5 separate regions of the Homo sapiens genome follow, and regions 1, 2, 3 and 4 are each linked to region 5. The links are chromatin contacts, found by Hi-C or POLR2A ChIA-PET in ENCODE. All regions are on one chromosome and are shown on one strand. The core of a region is the stretch at or near the end of the contact, and the rest is flanking DNA. Distances in the headings are between cores, read along the strand shown. Region 1 holds the start of MPRIP (myosin phosphatase Rho interacting protein). Region 2 holds the start of SREBF1 (sterol regulatory element binding transcription factor 1). Region 3 overlaps TOM1L2 (target of myb1 like 2 membrane trafficking protein). Region 4 overlaps MPRIP (myosin phosphatase Rho interacting protein). Region 5 holds the start of MED9 (mediator complex subunit 9).

Region 1 (2,724 bases), core at 225-2,724, 430 kb after region 5:
ATGTGAAGGGACTTCCCCTGGCTTCATTCAGGAGGCTGAGAGAAAGCTCTGAAGAGGATGGAGATGATGGCCGTGGGGAGGGTACCGAGGCACATCCCAAGGAGGTGCACACAAGGCTCGGAATCCTGGAACACTAGGAGTTCAAACAGCAATCACTGCAGGGGTTCCCAAGGGCCATGGGGGCTGCAGCCAAGCCTCTTGGAGCCTTTCATCAATACAAATTCCCCATCTCCCCAGTCACTCCAGGGCGGGGGCCCCAGAACTCTGTGTTTAATGGCTATGACTCTAATGCACGTTTGGGAGTCATAACTAGTTCAAAGCCCTGTTTGACAGTTAAGGCTGGGAGACAGAAATCAACTTTCCCGAGGACCCACAGGTCTCCTCACCCCTCGGCCAGTGACCAGGGAACTGGTCCCAGCTCCCCGCTAAACTACGGCCTGCCAAACTAAGTTCAAGAACAAGACCCTCCTCGCCAGATTTGGACACCCCTTCACCTCTCTCCAGTGCTTGACAGTGACGATGATTCAGAATCGGGGCAGGCTGCGTCCCACTAGACGGAAGCCCACAGTCCTCCCCAACAATCCGACCCCTGGGCCACTCTGGCTGGACAAATCCAAGTCCAGTCCCAAGCCAGAATCTCAGGGGGGTCCCGTCAAGCGGCATGCAATCCCTAAGCGCTTTGTTCCTACTAAGCGAAACCAGGCACTTTTGAGTCACCCAAAAAGCATGAATCACACAGCCGGGCAATGGGAACGGGAAAGGATGTTATTTTTCGGCATACTCGAGGATTTTCCCTTTGTCCCAGCTCTGTCAATGCACTTCCCGTCCCCGTCCCCATGCCCCAGGACTCGCGCATTTCCCTGCTCCATTTTTATTTTCCCTGCAGCCCTTGGCGGCGCCCCGGCCGCCGACCCGCGGCTCCCAGAACGGAGGTGTCCGGGCCGGCCCCAGTCGCTCACCTGCGTCAGGTCCTCGTCGTTGAGCAGATGCGACTCGCGGGGCTTGAAGCAGTTCTGACACTTGCTCTTGTTGAAGATGTTGGCCTGGAATTTCCTGCACGGGTTCTCCTTGGCTGCCGACATGGTCGGCGCGGCGGCGACGGCGGCGGCGGCGGCGGCGCAGGCCTGGCCGGCCTGGCGCTCCCGGCGGGCTAGGGGCTCAGCGCGGCCGCGCCGCATCCCTCGCCGGCCCCGCCGCAGGCCCGGCCCGGCCTCCTTCCCGGCGGGCGGTTCGCTGCACGCGCCGAGGCTCCTGAGCCGCCCGGGCCTCACAGCGCGCGCGACGCCCAGCTCCCGCCCGCACCGCCGCCGCCCGGCCGCCGCGGGCCCATGGACGCGGCCTCGGGCCCGCTGCTTCCCGCTGCGGCCCGCCTCTCAGGCTCCGGTCGCCGCCGTCCCGGCTCGTCCGCGCCGCCGCAGCTGCCCTCGGCGCCCCGCGGCCGCTGCAAATGGGACCGGAGCGCCTCACGCACTACGGGGGCGGGCGGGCGGGCGGGCGGGCGGGCGGCCGGGCGCGGGGAGGTGCCGGGGCGTACGGGGCGGGGCCGCGCCCGACGCGATCGGCAGCCCCACCGGCCAATGGGGTTGGCGCGCTCTCGCTAACAAAGGAACCTCTGGGCCAATGGCAGTCGGGGGCGGGACCGAGGGCCGCCGAGCGCAAGGTAAGTTGTGCAGGCCGGGAAGGTGGGGGCGCCGGCATGGGACGTTCAGGTTTGGTGGACTGGCGCCGAGGCCGGCCGGGCTGACAGCTGCAGGGCCCGGGCGGGGGATGCGGGGGAAGGCGGAGCCGACCTCAGGCTGCCTCTCTGCAACCCCCTCGCTCCCAGGCTCGCCTTCCCGCGCCCACGCTGTACACCCAACGGAGGCATCTTCCCCAAGCCCAGCTCGGAGAGGATTAGTTTAGCACCTACTGTGTACCAGGCCCCCTCGTAGGAGTCAGTTAGCGTCGGGAAGGGCTGGATACTCCAAGGGCTCGCTCATTAAAGGTTCGCAACCTCTCCTTTCTCATCCCCATTTTACATAGGAGGAGACTGAGGAGCAGAGAAGTAACAGCGGGTAGTATTTCAAGGGATGACTAAGAGAAGATGTCAGCGGACTTGAAGAGCTGTCAGCTCCATTAGGGGAGATGAGCGAAGGCTGACTCTCTGCCAGGTGCTGAGCTAGGCATTCTTTCCCCCATGATGTGCTTGAGGAAATGAAGGGTCAGACACCTGGAGTAATTTGTGTAGGATCACTCTGCTAGGAAGGGGCCGAGCTGTCACTCCCGTCCTCCATTGTCCAGCCTCCTGGCCAAAAGACAACCTGGAAAAGGCTGTCAAAGGCTCAGGCAGAAGGTTGCAGGAGCCCAGAGAGGGGAGAAATGCGCTCTTTAGAAAAATTCGGGTGGCTTCAAGGAGGAGGGGAAGTTTAAGTGGACAGTGAGAGGGTTGAGTGTGGCTGGAAGTGGAGATAGGGGAAGAAGGAGCAAGAGGGATTGGAAGAGGGCTCTATCACCCAGGCCTTGTATTCCAAGCCCAGGCGTGCACATGTCATCCCACTGGCAGCTGGGAGTCATGGTGAGTCTTTAAACAGGGGGGTGAGCTAACCCAGCCTTCACGGAGGAGGTGACATTGGAGCATGTGGTAGTGGCAGCCACAGCAGCTGTCGCTCAGGGAATGGAGGAGGTTTTAGGAGGAGAAGTAGCAAATGCTTCCAGAGCTGTGTACTTTTCCACGGATCATCTGGT
Region 2 (2,818 bases), core at 198-2,697, 360 kb before region 5:
TTGTTCATCTGGAGGGAGTGGGTCCTGGGTGGACCCTTGAGCAGGGCTACTTGGGGAGATGTGGTTTGGCGACCCCTATGACTTCTGGCGCCGCTATTCTGGGTAATTTTCCACCGCAGCCACTTCTGGGAGAGGAACAAAGGGAGCTGGATGTCCAGGCTGAGCCCCAGGGACTTGGGCTCTGTGGCTTCTCTCCCCCACACACCCCTTCTAAAATGCATCATGAATGTTACTCCTGCTTAGGGCGTGGCCAGATAGGCTATATCTGGAGTTTGAGCAAGGCAGTCTGCAGGATGGCTTGACTTATGAAGGTCTGGGGTCGGGAAGGCCTGAGGCCCAGGCCCCTGATGAGTTTCCTGGACTGCCCTCCACCAAGGGTGCTTCTCTCTGCTTGCATACCTCTGGGGACAGGGAGCTCACTGCCTTATCACATTCAGATTCCTGAATGTTAATTCTGGTTTATTTCAACCCACCTCATTGGGACCCCTTCCCTCCTTCCTGCCCCACCTGGCTCTGTCCCTAGGCCACAGAACCAGGTTCGGTTTCCAGCCCTCTTCTCAACAGGGCTGCCTGCTCTGATCTAGTCCCAGCTTGTGATGATCCAGGGCAGCCTGGCTCTGATCTAAAGCACAGCTACCTCTTCCTTGCGGCCCCTATCCTGGCTGCTCCTGGGAATAAGTGCCAAATCTGGGGTCAGACAGCCCTGGGGCCAGTCTTCCTTGGGTACTGGCTTCCTCCTTCAGGAGCTGCACTGGGCCCACTGGTATCCTATCCCTACAGCTGGATCTGGGAGGAAACCAGATGACGAAATTCCAGCCTCTTTCTTTGGCCACTCCTGTCCTCAAGAGGCCAATCTTCTGGTTTCTTTGCAGAGAGGGGGCAGGCTGATCTCACAGGTCATGCTCCCCTCCACATTGTCACTAGCCTCCCAGCCTGCCCGTGAGAAAGCATCATTAGGCCCATGTTACAAATGAGGAAAATTGAGGCAGAGTGATGTAACTGGCCCAGCAGTTACATCAGGCCTGCTCACAACACAGCAGGCCTGGGACCCCTATAACTTGGATCCTGGTCTGTCTTGTTCTAAAGAGTCAAATCTAGGAAATGAGGAAATGAAGTTTGGGATGGGCCCAGGCCTGGGGCTTCCACTCGGCTTCCTTGCTTGGTGCTGGAGAAACAGAGGCCCAGAGAGGGGGCTCGGCTTGCCCGCGTTCCCGCAGCAGCCGGCCAGAGGCCGCTGCCATTGTGCGCGAGGCTGGATAAAATGAATGACTGGAGGGCGCTCTGGAGGAGGGGCCGGCTGAGGGGAGATTTGTGGCGCAGACCGGGGATCAGGGGTCCCCCGCTCTCTCAAGGTGGGGCGGGGCCGTCTATCTGGGAGGGCGGGTCCTCCCCGAAAGGCCCCGCCTCCGCCTCGACCGCCCAGCAGAGCTGCGGCCGGGGGAACCCAGTTTCCGAGGAACTTTTCGCCGGCGCCGGGCCGCCTCTGAGGCCAGGGCAGGACACGAACGCGCGGAGCGGCGGCGGCGACTGAGAGCCGGGGCCGCGGCGGCGCTCCCTAGGAAGGGCCGTACGAGGCGGCGGGCCCGGCGGGCCTCCCGGAGGAGGCGGCTGCGCCATGGACGAGCCACCCTTCAGCGAGGCGGCTTTGGAGCAGGCGCTGGGCGAGCCGTGCGATCTGGACGCGGCGCTGCTGACCGACATCGAAGGTGCGTCAGGGCGGGCAGGGCTTGAAGCTGCGCCGGGTGGCGCGAGTAGGGGGCGCGCAGGTGTCTCCCTGGCCTTTGTCTCCCCCACGGGCGCCAGCTCCGTGCTGTGCTCGCGCGGGACTTCCCGGTGTCTCTGAGCTCGGTGTCCCGAGCCTCACCGAGCCTCCCTGGTTCCCGCGCTAGCGTCTCGGGCCGCGCGCTTGTGGGTGAGGGCTCCTGGGCCGGGCCGGGGTCCCTTGGCGGCTCCGGGCCGGGACACGTGCGCCTCTACGCGTCCCAGGCCGGGTGCCGCCCGACCGGTGACTCTCCAGCCCTGTGATGGCCACGGCTGAAGCTGGGGACCCAGGCGTCGCCGAAGCTCCGCCCCAGCCCCAGCCGTGACGTAATTGCGAGGTTACTCACGGTCATTCCCTCCGGCCCGAGAGTTCAGCTCGGCGTCGGAGCTCTTGCGCATGCGCATGGGCGCTGCCTCGCGCCCTTCCCCCGCCTCGTGTCGGGTTCTCCCGGTCTGCGACGGGCACAGCCTCCGCACTCATTCACTGACATCCACCGAATGCCAGGCCCCGTCTTAGGCACCGAGGGTTTACAGACAGACCTGGGTACCCCCTCTTTTAGGGAACACAAAAATCTCCCGGGAAACCAAACGGGTATTTAGTTGTACCTTGGGTGGAGCGAGGCTGGGGGAGGGCAGGGATGTGGCTACTTTGGGTAGAGCGGTCAGGGACTTCTAAGCTGAGACCTGAGGGTCACCCCCAGGACCAGCAAGGAAAGATGTTTTCCAGGCCACGGCAAGGGAAGGGCAAAGGCCTCGAGGCAGGGCCTAAGTGTGAGGAGTTAGAGGCTTGCAAAGGAGTGAGGTCAGGGAGGAGGAGGACGCAAACCGACTTGGTCGGCCAGGGAAAGGGCGGAGCAGAACAGTGGCACCGGCTTCCATCTTTGGAGCATCACCCTGGCTGTGATGAGAAGGGGTTTGGGGCCAATGGTGGCACCAAGTGCCAATTAGGAGGCCCGTTGCTTCCATTTTGTAGATAGAGCAAACGGAAGCCCCTAGCAAATTGCCTGCATGGTTTCTGTGCAGGAGTTTTAGCAGCACTAGCTAAGTTGCACTTGGT
Region 3 (2,746 bases), core at 99-2,598, 480 kb before region 5:
AATTTAAACACATGCTAAATTGTCTAACTGACCAACTTGCTTTTAAGACATCACCAGCTGCTCTTTTAATCATTAATGAAGCATAAGCCTTGTAGTCTGGGAGGCATGTCAAAAATTCTGTTTCGGGTTTTGGTTTAAAATTGAGTGTAATGGAGAGAGACTGATTCTTTCATCTCAGAGAATTGGGCTGTCTTTGAGAGCTGGGGACAAGAACTGGGTCCTGTAATAGGACACTGTGGAGTTTTTTTTGCTGCTCCTCAAAGGAGAAATCACACAGATTTCTGGCACGTCATTAGTCGAAATAGGAAATGAGGCCTGAGAAATGATGTTGCTTGGGGTTTGAAAGCTGAATTTGCTAGTGGCTTCCAGAGAGCGAGAGTCTCCTATGCTAACTGTGGAAATTCTTAAACCAGCAATTCAAAGAATCAGAAGACTCTAGTTGAAAGGGTCTTAGTGGTATTTGGTCCAACCCTCTAATTTTTGCAGGTTGTGGAAACAAGGCCAGAGAGGGTGTCTGTGATGTATGACATTTCTGACAGCAAATGTGCAGGGATTTTTTTGTTGTTTTTGTCTTTTTTCTGATATCAAATGGATGTCCTACAATTGAATTCAGTTTTGACACTAACTACCTGGAGCTGGTGCGGACCCCAGAGGTTAAGGGCTCAGTCCCACAAGACTGCCCCCACTTCACATGCCAGTCACAAGTTCCTGGTTACCATCTGTACTTCCCATGACCGGCTATAAATTGGGGATTCCCGTGATGCCTTCCCCATGTTTGATCATATGCTTGAATGGCTCACAAAATTCAGGACAACACTTTACTTACATTTTCGTGACAAAGGATATAACTCAGCAACAGCCAAATGGAAGAGATTCATCGGGCAAGGTGTGGGGAAGGGGCAGAGAACTTCTGTGCCAGCCTCCCAGCACCTTTATGTGTTCAACTTGGAAGTTCTTTGAACCCCATCGTTTAGGGGTATTAATGGAGGTTTCATTATGTGGGCATGAGTGATTAAATCTGGCCATTGGTGAATAACTCAACCTCTAGTCCCTCTCCCCTTTCCGGAGGTAAGGTGGGATGAGGGTACGGCTAAAAGTTCCAACACTGAAATGTACCTTGGTCTTTCTGGCTAGGGAGCCCCAATCTCATTAGCATACAAAAGACACTTATCTCTCAGGAGATTCCAGGGGTTTTGGGTGAGGTGTGCCAGGAACCTGGACAAAGACCAAATATATATTTCTTACTGTATCACAGTAGGAGACTTGCCAAGGTCCCACAGTGACTCAGTTTTATGACTCTTACATGTCTTCCTATTTAGCTCACAGCCTCTTGCCAGTCATTTAGATATTTGTATATGGGCAGGGAGGGTAAGCATGGGGTAGTAAGTCTGTCATTTTAATGGAGTGGAAATTTTCAACTCAGCCTCATGAAGGTAAATACATTTTATTGTTTGAAAGTTAGTCTCCTGTTTTTGACTGGGCTTGGTTGGGGGTACTATTTAGCTCTAGATTTGATGGTTTAAATGAAATTAGCTCATAAAATCACCAATGGTCTTCTGTTTTATCTACTTTTTCTGGCACTGGTCCAGACCAGAGAAACCAATCCCAGGCTAGGACTGGGAAAGTCTGGGACTGTTCACTGCTCTGCTGCTGATTTGCTGTGAGACTTTGGGTGGGGCACATCCTGTCAGTTACTCATTTGAAGAGCATGGTTTGTTCGTTCGTTTGTTTTGAAGAACAGAGGTTGAACAAGCTTTCCAAGTTCATTTCAGACCTAAAGCTTAAGGCCCAAATCAAAGTGGCTTTTAGTTTTTCTTTTCTTTTTTTTTTTTTTGAGACAGAGTCTTGCTCTGTTGCCCAGGCTGGAGTGCAGTGGCACAATCTCGACTTACTGCAAGCTCCACCTCCTGGGTTCACACCATTCTCCTGCCTCAGCCTGCTGAATAGCTAGGACTACAGGCGCCCACCACCACGCCCGGCTAATTTTTTGTATTTTTAGTAGAGACGGGGTTTCACCGTGTTAGCCAGGATGGTCTTGATCTCCGGACCTCATGATCCGCCCACCTCGGCCTGGGATTACAGTCGTGAGCCACCACGCCTGGCCTAGTTTTTCTTAAGACTTACAGCTTTCCATAAGAGACTGTACATACCTATGAATCATATGTGTGTGTACGTGTGTGTGTGTATAGCCTGTGATATGTAAGTATATACACACATGTAAATACATGCACACAGGTAAATATATACATATACATATTTTATATATATTTTATATAAATATGTTATACTTTATATATATTTTGTGTAAATGTATATATATTTGCCTTCTAATGATTTTCACTGAGGTAGTTTACTTGTAGTAAAATGCATACATTTTGTTATAATTTTGACACATGCTTACATGTTGTCACCTTACCCCATCAAGATACGCACTGTCAACCTCACCCCAGAAAGCTCCCTCAGGTCCCTTCCCAGTTAATCCTCTCCTCCAACACACTGCAGAGGGAACCACTGATCTTTTATCTCTTCTAGAAGTTCATGAGTGGAGTCATACAGTATATGCTCTTTTGTGTTGAATCCCAGTGATATTTTGAAGAAGAATCATATGCATTGTTTTCTCTACCTGCCATTTTGAAAGGCTGTATAAGGGAGTGGTGGCTCATGCCTGTAATCCCAGCACTTTGGGAGGCCAAGGCAGGAGGATTGCTTGAGGCCAAAAATTTGAGGCCAGCCTGGGCAACATAGC
Region 4 (2,700 bases), core at 49-2,548, 290 kb after region 5:
CCTTGCCAGAGCTGGTGCAGGTACAGGCTTTACTGAGAAACTGGAAGCTGAAGGGATGGGCTCTAGCTCAGGGTCTGCCTGATTCTACCAGTTTCAACCAAAAACCTGAGCAACGTGAAACTGCAGGCTGTACCCCATCTACTGGGAAGTCGCCAGCTTAGGCTCAGGCACACTCTGGCACTGTCCTGGAGACTCTGGTGTGATAGACTGGGGACTGAGCATGGGCTGGTCAGCTTGAGGCTCCCTCCAAAGCTCAAGGGAAGGGGGAGCTCCACTGTCCCCCACCCCACCCAGCTCTACCCAGAACAGACCTGCTTGTTTGCTATATTCTGGAGCTATGTGTCTGTGTAAATAAATAAACAATGTGATTTTTAAATACAGGGTTCTGCTGCTAAGCATTTTAAAACTCACTGGTCCAGGCCGGGCGCGGTGGCTCACGCCTGTAATCCCAGCACTTTGGGAGGCCGAGGCGGGCAGATCACGATGTCAGGAGATCGAGACCATCCTGGCTAACACAGTGAAACCCCGTCTCTACTAAAAAATACAAAAAATTAGCTGGGCGTGGTGGCAGGCGCCTGTAGTCCCAGCTACATGGGAGGCTGAGGCAGGAGAATGGCGTGAACCCGGGAGGCGGAGCTTGCAGTGAGCAGAGATCGCGCCACTGCACTCTAGCCTGGGCGACAGAGCGAGACTCCGTCTCAAAACAAACAAACAACCTCACTGGTCCAGGTGAGCCTCACCTCAAGCAGTTGTCACAGCTTGATAATTGTGTGTTTCTGAGAGGGTTTCTTTGGAAGCCTGCCACAGAGAGTGGCTGGGGGAATGGGGGGAAAATCCATCTCCCATTCTGAGCCCAGATGTACCTCAACACCCATGCCTGCTTCCAGGTGCCCTTGGGGGGTCCCTCCCCACAGAGTGCAGGGTTCTCACAGCAGTCAGTCTTGCAGAGGACCTGGGTAGACATCTGGTCACCATTGAAGGGGCTGGGGCCAAGCCAGGCAGGCAGCCCTGAGCCTAAGTGCTACTCAGAGGCAGGCCCCGGAGCATGGCTGGGGGATGTCACTGACATCCCGGTTCCTGCTTGTTGGGGACTTTCTGTCAGGACTGTAGTGAGTTTGATCACTCCTAAGGCCTGGGTTTGCTCCTTGCAGGCACTGCGTCAGAAGCCCCAGATTCCTGCTACAGCAGGCCCAGGGGAGGGGAGCGCCCTGACAGCCACAGCACCCAGCATGCTCGCTACTGGCTCCTGCCCCAGTGACAAAGGGCAGAGCTCAGGCTCAGGTGATGCTGGGCTTGCTACAATTCCAAGGGTGGGAAGTAAGTGAAATCCCCTACGTTATTCCCACACTGGCTGCAGGAGGCTGTTTCTCTCTCTACGTCCTCTGGATTCTCTCCCGGTGGCTGCTCAGCCCAAGGCTCAGCCAGCTCCCTCTGGGGTTCATCTCCCCCTAGGCTGTTGTCTCCACTGAGTGCCTCCTGTAGCCCCACATACTGAGCTGACCACAGACACGGGGGCCCCTTAAGAACCCCGAGGGAAGCATTCTCTGGTCTCAATCCCAGAAAAGGCTGTGCTGCTCCTAAGCAACTTGCTGTCTTTGATTTTGTAGCAGCTGAGACTTGCGGTCCTTTCGAGCGAGGCAGGACAGAAAAACAGAACAGAACAAAAGACACAGATCAGTGCACATCAGATGCCACATCAAAAAACACCACTGAGAAGTACGGTTTCTGGGCAACTGCATTTCCATCTTCTTGAAGGGTTGGGTGGAGTCTTCAGATACAGTTGAGGAAAAGGATGACACCCACCCATGCCTGTGCCTCCTAATGTCTCCTGGGAGCGCGAACACGGCCCCATCCTGCCCTGTTGCACCACAGACATCTAGGAAGTCCTCGACTTTCTGCTGGGGCCAGCAGGACTAGCCCTGCACTCCAAGGATTTTTATTACGGAAACCCAGCCAAGCCAAACATCAACTTAAAAACACATAAGGAGGAGGACCCCATCCTGGGGTTTCTCTCCATCCTTTTCAGTCTGCCCTGGGGCCCAGACAGTCTGCTCCCTCATCCCTGCTCTGGCTGGTTCCCAGCCACTGTGAGAGGCCCCCACCCACTCACTGCACAGAGTTACTGTCAGGGGCCCGTGGGTGTTGCACAGCCTCCCTGGAAGGGTCCTGTCAGTGACAGCCGGTCCCATGTCACTTATAGACATGGTCCAAAAGCCCAAATCACTAATAGTGAACTTCAAACTCCTTCAAGAAAAGCTCAAAGATACTAGCTACAGTTTAGCCTCAAATAAGTAGTAGAATCTTCAGTAAGAAAACCGTGAACCAAAAAAGAACAAGTTTCCTTTTGCTAAACAAAACGTTATGTTTAAAGAAAAATGCCCAAGCTAAGTTTTCAATCAAGCCTAAACCATATTTGGGTATAGGGGACTTAGAACTGTAGAAAAATAAAACCAAACTGACTAGGCTTAAAACCTTCAACTCTTTAACCAAGCCTCAGGATGAAGTCCTTCGGACGGCGGGGTGCTGTGGGTGTGCCTGAGAAAGGGCCAGCATGGGGAGGAAGACGTGGTTCTTGCTTTCCTCCATGTTCTCATTCCGGGATGAACGAGATCAAGCTACTGAGCCGGCAACTACTCATTCTCAGGGTGTCTCCCACCATGGGCCCTCCCCCACCTCCTCTCTGGCATAGGGCCTTCAATG
Region 5 (2,808 bases), core at 16-2,515:
TTACACCTAGTATCACGTGGATATACAGTGAAGTAACATAATGAAAATAATTTACAGCCTGGGCAACATGGTGAAACTCCATCTCTACAAAAAATACAAAAATTCGCTGGGTGCCATGGCTCATGCCTGTGGTTCCGGTTACTTGGGAGGATGAGGTGGGAGGATGGCTTGAGGCCAGGAGGTTGAGGCTGCAGTGAGCCGAGATCACGCCACTGTACTCCAGTCTGGGTGACAGAGCGAGACCCTCTCTCAAAAAAAATAATAATTTAGGCAAACATAAGGATCAGTGAGACTTTTGTGTTTTTGTTTTTGGTTTTTCCTCTACAGAGTCACTTTGAAAACTCAGGCTACCCTGAAGGCTGGCCAAAAGGATGACAACAATTATTTCCTTTGGTACTGTTAGAACAAAGTCAGTACAAGTGGGTCTAATCATCTGAGGCAACTTCTGTGTTTCTGCTTAGTCTAATGTTTCCCATCGCCACCACTCCCGTCTCAATCTTTTTGAATTGTGGGTTATTCCCAATCATGTCTTTTTTTCCTTCTATCTAAACCTTTGGGGGTGAAAAGTTGGCCCCTTTTACTGCGTCCATCCCGTAGCACTTGGCACAGGGAAGATGATGCTTATCTGTTGAGTTTGCTGAACTAAGGAACTAAAGTGAGTATTACCAACATTAAAGGTGAGAAAACTGAGGCTTAAAGAGATTTAATTTGCTCAAGATCGCTGGGATGAACATTTGAGCCGCTGGACAAGAGTCTGCATTTAGTCTCTAAGCTGGCTTCATTCTTAAGGATATCGCACCTCTCGAGGCTCAAATCGTTTGCTTAACTCATGGAATGTCTCTGTGGTCTTGGGAAAGGCCTCTTCCCGCTCTGGGTCTGAGTTTCCCCATCTGTGAAACGGGGGCGTGCCCCAGAGCGCCAAGGCCTCTTGCAGCTCTGAAACGGCTGAGAGGAGAAGCTGGAGGGAGTATGGGGCCTGGTCCTCTCCTAGGTTCTTACCATTTGATGATGTTGTGAACCAAAGGTAAAAAGGAGTAGTTCTCTTCCTCCCTCGCGCGGGCAGGTGACTGAGGCCGTGGCGCCGGCGACTGCTGCGGTTGAGGCGCAGGGACCGGCGGCGGCTGAGGAGGCGGCAGCGGCTTGGTGTCAGGCAGCGGCTGGTCGGACGTTGGCGGCAATACATCCTCCGCCTGTCGCCCGGCTGCCACCCCAGCAGAGGCCATGGCTCCGGGGGTAGGTTAGCCAGAGGTCGGGTCGCCAAAAGCGTCGCGCACTCTACACGTCACCACCGCGCGCCCTGCAGGGGCGGGGTGTGGAGGAAGGCTCTGAGCGTGCGCACTGGGCAGTCGGCGGGAAAAGGCGCGGAGGCGGGGGTGGGGAGGCTGTTGCTAGGCAACGGGCCGTGGGTGGGTCTGGGGTGCCTGGATTTGGATTGTGAGTCAAGATTGCTAAATTATTAAATAGTGAGAAATAGGGGTTTATTTCAGAAATAACAATCTTTTTTTTTTTTTTGAGACGGAATTTCGCTCTTGTTGCCCAGGCTGGAGTGCAGTGGCGCGATCTCGGCTCACCGCAACCTCCGCCTCCCGGGTTCAAGCGATTCTCCTGCCTCAGCCTCCCTAGTAGCTGGGATTACAGGCATGCACCACCACGCCCGGCTAATTTTATATTTTTAGTAGAGACGGGGTTTCTCCATGTTGATCAGGCTGGTCTCGAACTCCCCACCTCAGGTGATCCGCCCGTCTCGGCCTCCCAAAGTGCTGGGATTACAGGCGTGAGCCACTGCACCCGGCCAGAAATAACAATCTTCTTATTCCTATTCACACGATGAAGAGGGCCCCAAAGCCACAAACACAGGAAGCCTTGAGATTAGTAAGGTGCAGCCTGGCCCAGTGCACCCAAGTCTGGAGAGGAGCCACTGGACCTGTGGGAGGCGTAGACAGCACTTACCTGCTGGGTGAGGCACCAAACCCGGCCCAGCCCACAGTGCAAGACATCGAGACCTCGAGTTTAGCCCTAAGGACGCAGAGGCAAAGGGATTGCGGTCCCTTCAATGCTGCAAGGTTGCTTAGAAAGAGTCTAATAATTCAACTCAACACACATTTAGTATGCACCTGCTGGATGGCCACCTGTATGTGTGGTTGCAGGCAGGCTGTCCTTGCTTTCAGTACAAGGTAGAGGGGATTGGTGCCAGGAGTAAATATCATATCCTGGAAGAACGACAAGGTCAGGTACTCTCCATACCTTCGGGCCAGTTCCCCAAGCCCCTAGGTCCCAGTTTCCTCACCCCTAAAATCATATTTAGTTCAGATTCATGGCACAGCCTAAACTGCATTCTAACTTCACATGCGTGGCTGACCCCAAAAGGTCTTGTTGGCATGAGGACTCCCTAGGATCATAGGCCAAAGATGGGTTTATGGTTATGCTTCTCAAAACAAGTTTGATATGAGGGCTGTGTAGTAATTTTCCGGGCAATGGGGACACCCACCCCAAGCTTAGCTAGTGAGTAGAAGACATGAGTGGGGAAAGCTGTCAACTGGTGAGCCCATTCTGCTGTAATCCACCATCATGGGCAGTACAGAGAGGCGAGGAGGTCCACATCCACATAGCATGATGAACAGGAGCCTTAAGAGCAAGGTGGCCAGGGAAAGGATCAATGCTGATATTTTCAGGCACATTGGGAGGGCTGTGCGGAGGCAGATCCTTGGGGAGTAGGACCATAGATGGAAGTGCTGTTGGAGGGTGCGCTGTACAGGTTCTGTAGTAAAGGGCCTCAGCACAGCTCTCTGCAGCAAGAGCTGCCCACGG

The links. A loop is a pair of places that touch in the nucleus more often than their neighbours do. ChIA-PET counts read pairs that join two places held with the same protein, here RNA polymerase II (POLR2A). Pooled maps may share reads with other maps.
Region 1: a map of naive thymus-derived CD4-positive, alpha-beta T cell shows a loop between it and region 5 (6-fold over the local background). The contact joins the promoter of MPRIP here to the promoter of MED9 in region 5. A Hi-C loop is called at or near these places in 2 of 168 maps with a recorded cell type or tissue (both naive thymus-derived CD4-positive, alpha-beta T cell), 1 of 37 single-sample maps with no recorded cell type and 9 of 50 pooled maps. POLR2A ChIA-PET finds 5 or more read pairs at or near these places in 1 of 52 experiments (T-cell).
Region 2: a loop to region 5 is called in a pooled map, with 4 times the contacts of the local background. The contact joins the promoter of SREBF1 here to the promoter of MED9 in region 5. A Hi-C loop is called at or near these places in 1 of 37 single-sample maps with no recorded cell type and 8 of 50 pooled maps. POLR2A ChIA-PET finds 5 or more read pairs at or near these places in 2 of 52 experiments (activated CD4-positive, alpha-beta T cell and activated CD8-positive, alpha-beta memory T cell).
Region 3: a loop to region 5 is called in a pooled map, with 7 times the contacts of the local background. The contact joins the enhancer-like site here to the promoter of MED9 in region 5. A Hi-C loop is called at or near these places in 6 of 50 pooled maps. POLR2A ChIA-PET finds 5 or more read pairs at or near these places in 2 of 52 experiments (HEK293 and activated CD4-positive, alpha-beta T cell).
Region 4: a pooled map shows a loop between it and region 5 (2.0-fold over the local background). The contact joins the enhancer-like site here to the promoter of MED9 in region 5. A Hi-C loop is called at or near these places in 1 of 37 single-sample maps with no recorded cell type and 1 of 50 pooled maps. POLR2A ChIA-PET finds 5 or more read pairs at or near these places in 2 of 52 experiments (activated T-cell and activated naive CD4-positive, alpha-beta T cell).

What each region holds. Positions count from the first base shown.
Region 1 is chr17:17,041,207-17,043,930 of GRCh38, reverse strand. MPRIP (myosin phosphatase Rho interacting protein) reads right to left here and starts at 1,474. Exons shown (of 24, transcript NM_001364716.4): 1 at 960-1,474. The coding sequence starts at 1,082. It overlaps LOC124903938 (a long non-coding RNA gene), which reads left to right and starts at 1,606. Exons shown (of 3, transcript XR_007065644.1): 1 at 1,606-1,660; 2 at 2,023-2,150. RefSeq lists an enhancer at 1-787 and a silencer at 1,450-1,909.
Region 2 is chr17:17,835,615-17,838,432 of GRCh38, reverse strand. SREBF1 (sterol regulatory element binding transcription factor 1) reads left to right here and starts at 1,447. Exons shown (of 19, transcript NM_004176.5): 1 at 1,447-1,706. The coding sequence starts at 1,616. RefSeq lists enhancers at 1-767, 768-1,670, 1,671-2,572 and silencers at 1,439-1,598, 1,789-2,068.
Region 3 is chr17:17,957,178-17,959,923 of GRCh38, reverse strand. All of the region lies in intron 1 of TOM1L2 (target of myb1 like 2 membrane trafficking protein), which reads left to right. Among named protein-coding and RNA genes, the nearest start is that of TOM1L2, 14 kb to the left of the region's middle. RefSeq lists a silencer at 1,581-1,630. Within about 2 kb of position 1,348, at least 22 of the 41 ENCODE cell types and tissues checked have a DNase peak (open chromatin) inside an H3K27ac peak, as active enhancers do.
Region 4 is chr17:17,181,234-17,183,933 of GRCh38, reverse strand. All of the region lies in intron 23 of MPRIP (myosin phosphatase Rho interacting protein), which reads right to left. Among named protein-coding and RNA genes, the nearest start is that of PLD6, 24 kb to the left of the region's middle. Within about 2 kb of position 1,298, at least 6 of the 41 ENCODE cell types and tissues checked have a DNase peak (open chromatin) inside an H3K27ac peak, as active enhancers do.
Region 5 is chr17:17,475,457-17,478,264 of GRCh38, reverse strand. It overlaps MED9 (mediator complex subunit 9), which reads right to left and starts at 1,265. Exons shown (of 2, transcript NM_018019.3): 1 at 1,000-1,265. The coding sequence starts at 1,223. RefSeq lists an enhancer at 1,162-1,261.